Linked DNA regions of Homo sapiens: region 2 is linked to region 1. The links are chromatin contacts, found by Hi-C or POLR2A ChIA-PET in ENCODE. All regions are on one chromosome and are shown on one strand. Each heading gives the region's core, a stretch centred on a gene start or an enhancer-like site at or near the end of the contact. The rest is flanking DNA. Distances are from core to core; before and after follow the strand shown. Region 1 holds the start of CYBC1 (cytochrome b-245 chaperone 1). Region 2 holds the start of FN3KRP (fructosamine 3 kinase related protein).

Evidence for each region. A loop is a pair of places that touch in the nucleus more often than their neighbours do. ChIA-PET counts read pairs that join two places held with the same protein, here RNA polymerase II (POLR2A). Pooled maps may share reads with other maps.
Region 2: a loop to region 1 is called in a pooled map, with 10 times the contacts of the local background. The contact joins the promoter of FN3KRP here to the promoter of CYBC1 in region 1. A Hi-C loop is called at or near these places in 1 of 168 maps with a recorded cell type or tissue (B cell), 5 of 37 single-sample maps with no recorded cell type and 13 of 50 pooled maps. POLR2A ChIA-PET finds 5 or more read pairs at or near these places in 3 of 52 experiments (Caco-2, HEK293 and activated CD4-positive, alpha-beta T cell).

What each region holds. Positions count from the first base shown.
Region 1 is chr17:82,448,468-82,452,279 of GRCh38, reverse strand. It overlaps CYBC1 (cytochrome b-245 chaperone 1), which reads left to right and starts at 1,528. Exons shown (of 7, transcript NM_001033046.4): 1 at 1,528-1,580; 2 at 2,988-3,110. The coding sequence starts at 3,026. RefSeq lists silencers at 1,468-1,827, 3,138-3,187 and an enhancer at 2,458-2,717.
Region 2 is chr17:82,714,041-82,718,686 of GRCh38, reverse strand. FN3KRP (fructosamine 3 kinase related protein) reads right to left here and starts at 1,981. Exons shown (of 6, transcript NM_024619.4): 1 at 1,791-1,981. The coding sequence starts at 1,931. LOC101929552 (a long non-coding RNA gene) reads left to right here and starts at 2,434. Exons shown (of 2, transcript NR_136400.1): 1 at 2,434-3,120; 2 at 4,571-4,646. RefSeq lists silencers at 1,655-1,744, 1,825-1,904, 1,925-2,164.

The sequences.
Region 1 (3,812 bases), core at 279-2,778:
TGGAAAGGAACGGGGATTCGCTACAGAATGTAGATTTTCTTCACAAGGGACAGCTTTGCAGGGCTATTTCAAAATAAGTCGAAGAAATTTAATGTGGGGTAAAGTACTTCCATTTCTTCCAAGGCTTCCTATCTGTCATGTAGTCCTATACCAGAGTCAGGCTGGAATTTGGCGTCATTGCTACAGAGTCTACTTTGTCAACTTCAAGATCTGTTTTTGTTTTGTTTTGTTATTTTTTATTGAGATGGAGTCTCACTCTGTTGCCCAGGCTGGAGAGCAGTGGCACGATCTCGGCTCACTGCAAGCTCTGCCTCCCGGGTTCACGCCATTCTCCTGCCTCAGCCTCCCGAGTAGCTGGGACTATGAGCACCCGCCACCACGCCCAGCTAATTTTTTTGTGTTTTTAGTAGAGATGAGGTTTCACTGTGTTAGCCAGGATGGTCTCAATCTCCTGACCTCGTGATCTGCCCACCTTGGCCTCCCAAAGTGCTGGGATTACAGGCGTGAGCCACCGCACCTGGCCACCTCAAGATCTGTTTTAATGTGAATGCTGGTCAGCTGTGTGCCTGAATTCCAAAAGGGAGGAGGGAGTGAGGTATGTCTGTCTCCCCCTTCCCATCACTGCCTGAGCTAGTTTTTCAGGATAACTTGGGAATGCTCTTGGCCAAGCGGAAGGGTCCATTCAGATGGTTGAGGTTTCGAATTGCTGACTGTATCCTTGTAGAATCCTTTAGTACAGTCTTGTCTTCCACATTTCCAGTAATTCACTCTAGAAGCTTGTTCACATTCAGGTTAAATTTTTTCTGGCAAGACTACTTCATAGTGTTGTGTACTTCTGATATCTAACTGACCTTTTTGCGATGTTAATTAGCAGTCATTGATGACATTGCCTAGGTCCGTTAATTCATAGGGTGATGTTTTAATCCTACTGTTTCTTCTTCATTTATTAGCGGGAAAACTTCTATAATGAGAAATTCTTCTCATGCAGTATTTGGTTACTCTGCTGTAAATTTCATAAAGGCAGGACAAATGCTTGATGCTTTCCTTTTATTAACCAGGCCACAAACTGGGGTGAGCTTACCAGCATCCTCCAAAGGTGAACAGAGTTAAAAAATACATTATTATGAATTACAGACTGGAGCATCTGAGGATTTTAAATTCACTCGAATTCCTGTTCTTATTCATGCTCAAATCTTCTTTTTTGGCAATGAGAACCGCTTCAGTTTCGCTTCTATGTTAGCAAGACGTTCATAGTCCTTGGTAAGTTCTTTGCTGTCGGATACGTTTCCCCGCACGTTTCTTTTTTTCAAGAAAACTGGCTTCTTTAGCAGGAACCACCCGCCTCCTCCTGCGGCTCCGCCCGGATCCCGGAAATCCGCTCGGCTCCGCCCCATCCAGGAAATGCTTGCGGCCCCGCCCCAATCCCGTAAGCGCGCGCGGCCCCGCCCCCAATCCCGGAAGCGCGCGCGGCCCCGCCCCCGAAAGTCGGCTCGGCTCCGCTCCAATCCCGGAAGTGCGCGCGGCCCCGCCCCCGCCGGTTCGCGTCTCTCTGCTGCGGCGCGGGGACCGCTGTGCTCTCGGTAGGCGGCTGGGCTGGGTGGGCTCCGCACTTCCTTCCCGCTCCGTGCCGCGCGTCCCGGCACCCTTAGGCCCACTCCGGGAGGGGTCTGCGTCCTGGGCCCGCCTGCCGGCTGTTCCGTGTCCCGCCGTGCCCGTCGCGGGCGGCCTCGCGCCTGTTCCGCTGCAGGTTGGCCCCGGCGGCGGGAGCGCCCCCGATCCGGACAAAGAAACGAGCGCTCGGTGCGACTAGCGGCGCGGGCGGCTTTGCCAGCGCGCGTGTGCTTGTGTCCGCGAGTGTGCGTGTGTGTGTGCATTTGGATGTGGAATGCCGGGTGTTTCGGGAGCAATGAGGCAACTGAGGCCCGGGAGGGAGCCCAGTCATATACCAGCATCTAGGATTGGTTTGTGTGATTTGAACCCACTATTTTTTATTTTTTTGAGACACGGTCTCACTCTGTCACCCAGGCTGGAGTCCAGTGGCACGATTTCTGCTCACTGCAGCCTCCACCTCCCGGCCTCAGGTGATCCTCCCAGCTCAGCCTCCTGAATAACTAGGACCACAGGCGTACACCACCACACCGGGCTGTTTTATGTATTTTCTGTGGAGACGGGGTTTCGCCACGTTGCCCTGGCTGGTCTTGAACTCCGTGACTCAAACAATCCGCACGCCTCGTCCTCCCAAAGTGCTGAGATTACAGGCCTGAGCCACCGCGCCCAGCCTGAACCCCCTACTTAATGTCAGAAATTTGATTTGACTTCACAGGGAAAGCCCTGAGAAACTACCAGAACGGGGTCCCTGGGGCCAGTGTTGGGAGCGTACGGTGAAGTGGCAGGGCTGCTGCGCCCGTGCGGAACTCCGCTGTGGAAGATTAGCCCCTTTGGTGACTCGTCGGTTCTGGCCGCTTTGGGACCCTCTACTGTGCAGTCTGAACTTTCAGCAGGTGGAGGAGGGCAGAGAGAGAGCTGAGATCGTTGGTCCATGCCAGTGCGAGAGCCAGTACGGCCGGAAGCCATGATGGGACTTTCAGTTCCTTTCTTGGTGGAGGCCAGCACAGGGGAGAGGGGGTGCCCACAGATGCTAGAAGCTTAAAGGCTGCTGGGGGCTAGCGGCCTCAGGACATAAGGTTTCCAGACAGGACGGGGCAGGTGGTGATGCAGCTGTAGCTCGTGAGTCTGAGCGGGAAACAGCCCCCGCGCAGTCGGTGTCGCTGTGAACGGAAAAGGGCCTTCCTTACACAGGAAACGGGGTCTCTGGGGGATCCAGTGACGTGCCCAACCACAGAGACCAGGTGAGACTGGCTGATGGTGTCTGGGGCTGCAGGTGACTTAGTTGGGGGACCTGCTCTTGGCCTCCAGACTGGGCCTGATGGCGTGGGCGCCTGCCTGTGTGCAGGCCCAAGGGCTCAGCTGCCTCTGTCTGTTCCCAGACCCCTCCTCCTGTAGAGAGTGGTGCTGCCCTCTCGGGATGTACCTGCAGGTGGAGACCCGCACCAGCTCCCGCCTCCATCTGAAGAGGGCTCCAGGCATCCGGTCCTGGTCCCTGCTGGTTGGTAAGGCTCTCCACGTCCCTCCCCAGAACCCCAGAACCGGAAGCCTGACTTTCAAAAAGGATGAAAATGAAACAAAATATTTTCTCTTTTTTCTATTACCTTGAAATCTAATGGCTATTTTGTTTCTTTGTATCCATTCAAATTCTATCTGGTGTACTTGGTTTTACAGATAATGCATGTCTGTTTTGTCCCCTTTTAATCACTAACACCCAGCGTATTTAATATACTCTATGAGCTTTTCTGAGGTCACCATATTTTCCTTTGTACTTGTTTTGAACCACGTGATGGGTGATCGTGGGTTCCCATGTCTCCTCCTCCCTGGTCCTCAGACCTCTTCGTAGGACTCACAGTCCACTAACCACGTGATGGGTGATCGTGGGTTCCCATGTCTCCTCCTCCCTGGTCCTCAGACCTCTTCGTAGGACTCACAGTCCACTAACCACGTGATGGGTGATCGTGGGTTCCCATGTCTCCTCCTCCCTGGTCCTCAGACCTCTTCGTAGGACTCACAGTCCACTAACCACGTGATGGGTGATCGTGGGTTCCCATGTCTCCTCCTCCCTGGTCCTCAGACCTCTTCGTAGGACTCACAGTCCACTAACCACGTGATGGGTGATCGTGGGTTCCCATGTCTCCTCCTCCCTGGTCCTCAGACCTCTTCGTAGGACTCACAGTCCACTAACCACGTGATGGGTGATCGTG
Region 2 (4,646 bases), core at 732-3,231, 270 kb before region 1:
TTGGACTACACTTGTGTGCTGTGGTTGAATTGGGAGGTTCTCTGGAGAGAGGAAAATCGAAGGCACTAATATTCCACTAAGATCCGGCAACAGTGGGACTGTGAACATGGGTTACCTGTCAGTGTCCTCAGACGACACCTCAACTGCAGTCCTGTTCCACCTACAGGACACAGACTCACCCGACCTCTCAGGTGCAGGCGGCACCCTGGCTGCCTATGCCAGTGACCTGGGGTCACTTTTCACCTGAAGAGACCACCAAGTTCCATGCCACCTCCTGCCCAGCACTGGAAACCACCTCATCTTGAGATGCCGTTTCCATCCAACTCCCCGGGACCACAGCAACTCCTCCCTTGGGTCCCCCTGGCTCACCACACAGCAGTGATCCCTAGAGTAGAAGTCAGAGCCAGCGGCCTTTCCTTTCCTCCTGCTACACACACCACTGCCCTGCCTGCTCTCCCATCCTCATCTGGGGCTCCACCCTTACACACACAGACACATAACACACACACACAACATATACAGACACACAACACACACACAACACATACAGACACACAACACACACAACATACGACTTACAGACACACCATACACACACAACACACAGACACACACACACAACATACACAGCAGTGATCCCCGCAGAACAGGTCAGGGCCAGCGGCCTTTCTTTTTCTCCTGAGACACACACCACTGCCCTGCCCACTCTCCCATCCTCACCTGGGGCTCCACCCTTACACACACACAGACACACAATACATACACACAACATACAAACATTACAAACATACACACATACAACGTACACACACACAACATACACATAGACACACACACTCTCCTCGTGCTCCTGACTTCCAGCTGTCTTCATCCTTCTTTCAGTTCTTCAGAGTCCCCACCTCCTCAGCCTCAGAGCCCCACCACAGCTGCCATGTCACCGCTGCTAGGAACACTCTTTTTTTTTTGAGACGGAGTCTCATTCAGTCACCCAGCAGGCTGGAGTGCAGTGGCGCGATCTCGACTCACTGCAACCTCTGCCTCCTGGGTTCAAGCGATTCTTCTGCCTCAGCCTCCCGAGTAGCTGGGATTACAGGCGCCCGCCACCACGCCCAGCTAATTTTTGTATTTTTAATAGAGACGGGGGTTTCACCTTGTTGGCCAGGCTGGTCTCGAACTCCTGACTTCGCGCTCCACCCACCTCTGTCTCCCAAAGTGCTGGGATTACAGGCGTGAGCCACCGCGCCCGGCCCGAGAATGAGTCTAACAGAAGGACAGAGCATGCCAGGGTGTGGTGAGGCGCAGCAGCTGGCCTGGGGGCAGCACCTTCGCCCCGTTTCACAACGTACTGACCGAGGCTCACGGGGGATGGACACCTCCAGAGTCACTTAAGCTGAGGACTTAAGCAGCTTCCCCGGCTAGAACGACCCCACTTAACCAGCACCGCAGGGCAGGAACCCCGGGAGCAAGACTGCAGCAGCCAGTCCCGCCCCATTTCACGTAGCGCCCCCGAGAGAAAGTTCACGGAGAACAGGAGGTGTGGGGCGGCCGCGGTTCCTGCTCCGGACAGTTCCCCGCAGGTGCAAACTCCTCCGGACGCCCCGGACGCTTCCGCCGCCCCCGTTCACCGCTCGCCCCGCGCAAAGGGTTCCCCGCAAGGGGCGGCGGCGGCAGTCCCGGGAGAGCCACCCACGGCCTCCGGCGGGAGAAGCCCAGGCCGCGCCCCGCGCCGAGGCCCGCGACCCTCTCCGGAAAGAAACCGGTCCCCCGGCCCGCCCGACCCGCTGCCTGACCTCCGCCTTGGGGTTCACTTTCACGAACACTCGTCCTTGATCCGTGTCGTAGCTCCGGCCCTGGCTGATGCACCCGCCCCCCGAGTGGCCCGTGGCCCTGACAGAGCTGCAGCCCAGCTCGCGCCTCAGGAGCTCCTCCATGTTCCCGCCGCGGCCGCGGACCCGCCCCGGATCTGGCGGAGACTCGAGAGACGGCGGCCGAGCGGGCAAACATGAGTCCGCGCGAGGATTGGGCGGGGGGCGGGTGGGGGCGGGGCCCGGCCGCAGAGACAAGCGCTAGGATTGGGTGGCGGGAAGGGGCGGGCGTGGCCGCAGAGATGAGCGCTGGGATTGAGGGGCGGGAAGGGGAGGGGCCGGGAGGCAGGTAGGCGCGGGGGATTGGGTGGGGGTGAGATGACGTCAGGGGGCGGGGCCTGACCGACCCCGACCCAGACGGTTTGGGTTCAACTCTCCTGCACAAAATAAGTGGAAATGCTGATGGAAATAGTTAGAATATATTTTCTAAAGAGCTGACCCACTAGCAAGGGGCATCAGCCCAAGGTCTGGGTGCCGGGAGCCCAGAATGTTAAGATTGCTTTCGCCCGGGCGTTTGCTGAACCCGAGGAACAGAGCTCCTGATGTGGGGAGTGGCGGGCGCGCTCGGGGTGCACGTGCAACGGAGACACCGCCCCTAAACCTGGGGCCCTGAGGCTAACAGCTAACAGTGGCCCTGCCGTTACGGCCAGTGTCAGGTGCCAGCTGGGCTGGACCAGGAATTCCCAGAAACCTGGCAAGGCATGATTTGGGGTGGGTCGTGCTGAGGGCCACACCATCCGCTTCCCCGCTTCTGAGGCCTTCCGACCTGGGCTGAGCCCGGCTACCCGAGTCCCGGGGTCTCCGGCTCACAGACTTCTCGGCCTCCGTAATTGCAAACGCCAGCTCCCCCAGTCCATCTCCTGTCCTGGATCTACGTCTATATCCTACTGGATCCGTCTCTCTGGAGAACCCTAATACAGCTGTCAACACAAGGATGAACTAACTACAAGAAGGCCTGAATAGGAACTCTCCCAGGGGACGAAGAGGTTTCAGCCTTCAGCAAAGGATGGTTCATAGAAACCGTTCGCATAGTCGGCCCTCCACGGACTGCAACCCTAGTTAATATTACCTACAGTAAACAAAAAATTCAAGTATAGATTTTAGTCTAAAGCAAATAGGAAATGTCGCTTCCCTGGACGTTGGGAGAAGCAAACACGAATCCTCTCCTGAGGCCGGAAGCGGTGGCTCACGCCTGTAATCCCAGCACTTTGGGAGGCTGAGGCGGGCGGATCATTTTATAACTATCTATTAAATGGTACATATGTGTGTGTTCACGCACTTTTCTGTGTGTATACCGCATTTCATAATTTTAAAAAGCAAAAAAGATTAGCGGGGCGTGGTGGCGGGCGCTTGTAATCCCAGATACTCGGGAGGCTGAGGCAGGAGAATCGCTTGAACCCGGGAGGCGGAGGTTGCAGTGAGCTGAGATCCCGCCATTGCACTCCAGCCTGGGTGACAAGAGCAAAACTCCGTCTCAAAAAAAAAAAAGGCAAAAAAGAACAGATGAAAATCCGCAGATGGTAATAGATAAATCAAGGAACACATTAGAGAAGAGTGAGAGAATTAAAAGGTGCTCCAAAGGCGGTGGAGTGGGTGAACCACTCCCTGTATGCTCCTCCCCTCGGGCCAGGGCCTGCGGATGTCCCTGTTTTAATCTGTGGCCTTGACCGTTTGGACATTTTAACTCCATGCCATGAACATGAAGATTTTCATCAGAACTATGCCACCGTTAAGTTTTTGTTGAGAAACTTTTTTTTTTTTTTTTTTGAGATGGAGTCTTGCTCTGTCGCCCAGGCGGGAGTGCAGTGGTGCAATCTCAGCTCACTGCAACCTCTGCCTCCCAGGTTCAAGCGATTCTCCTGCCTTAGCCTCCTGAGTAGCTGGGATTACAGGCGCACACCACCATGACTGGCTAATTTTTGTGTTTTTGTGGAGATGGGGTTTTGCCATGTTGGCCAGGCTGGTCTCAAACTCCTGACCTCAGGCGATCTGCCTGCCTTGGCCTCCCAAAGTGCTGGGATTACAGGCATGAGCCACTGTGCCCGGCCGAGAAAGCATTTTTAGGAGTGACTTTTGGGCCGGGTGCGGTGGCTCACGCCTGAAATCCCAGCACTTTGGGAGGCCGAGGCAGGTGGGTCACAAGGTCAGGAGATCGAGACCGTCTTGGCTTATTCGGTGAAATCCTGTTTCTACTAAAAACACACACACACAAAAAAATTAGCCACACGTGGTGGCAGGCGCCTGTAGTCCCAGCTACTCGGGAGGCTGAGGCAGGAGAATGGCGTGAACCCGGGAGGCGGAGCTTGCAGTGAGCCGAGATCGCACCACTGCTCTCCATTGCACTCCAGCCTGGCAACAGAGCGAGACTCCGTCTCAAAAAAAAAAAAAAAAAAAAAAAGAGTGACTTTTGGCCAGGCACTGTGGCTCACGCCTGTAATCCCAGCTACTCAGGAGGCTGAGGCGGGAGAATCGCTTGAACCCGGGAGGCGGAGGTTGCAGTGAGCCGAGATCGCACCACTGCACTCCAGCCTGGGTAATAGAGTGTGAGACTCCATCTCAAAAAAAAAAGCAAAAAAGAAAAAAAGTGACTTTCATCTAGCTAATTTAATTCCTAACCAATTTTCTTTTTTGTCCATTCAAATGGTTTATAAATGACTTTTTCCATTTTCATTTTCAATTGAATGATATTATCTTCATCATATCAGTTTAAGTTTTCAGTCCATTTTTCCTGTCTACATGGAATTGCCGACTGCACAAAGAACACATGAGGGCTCTCTCAAG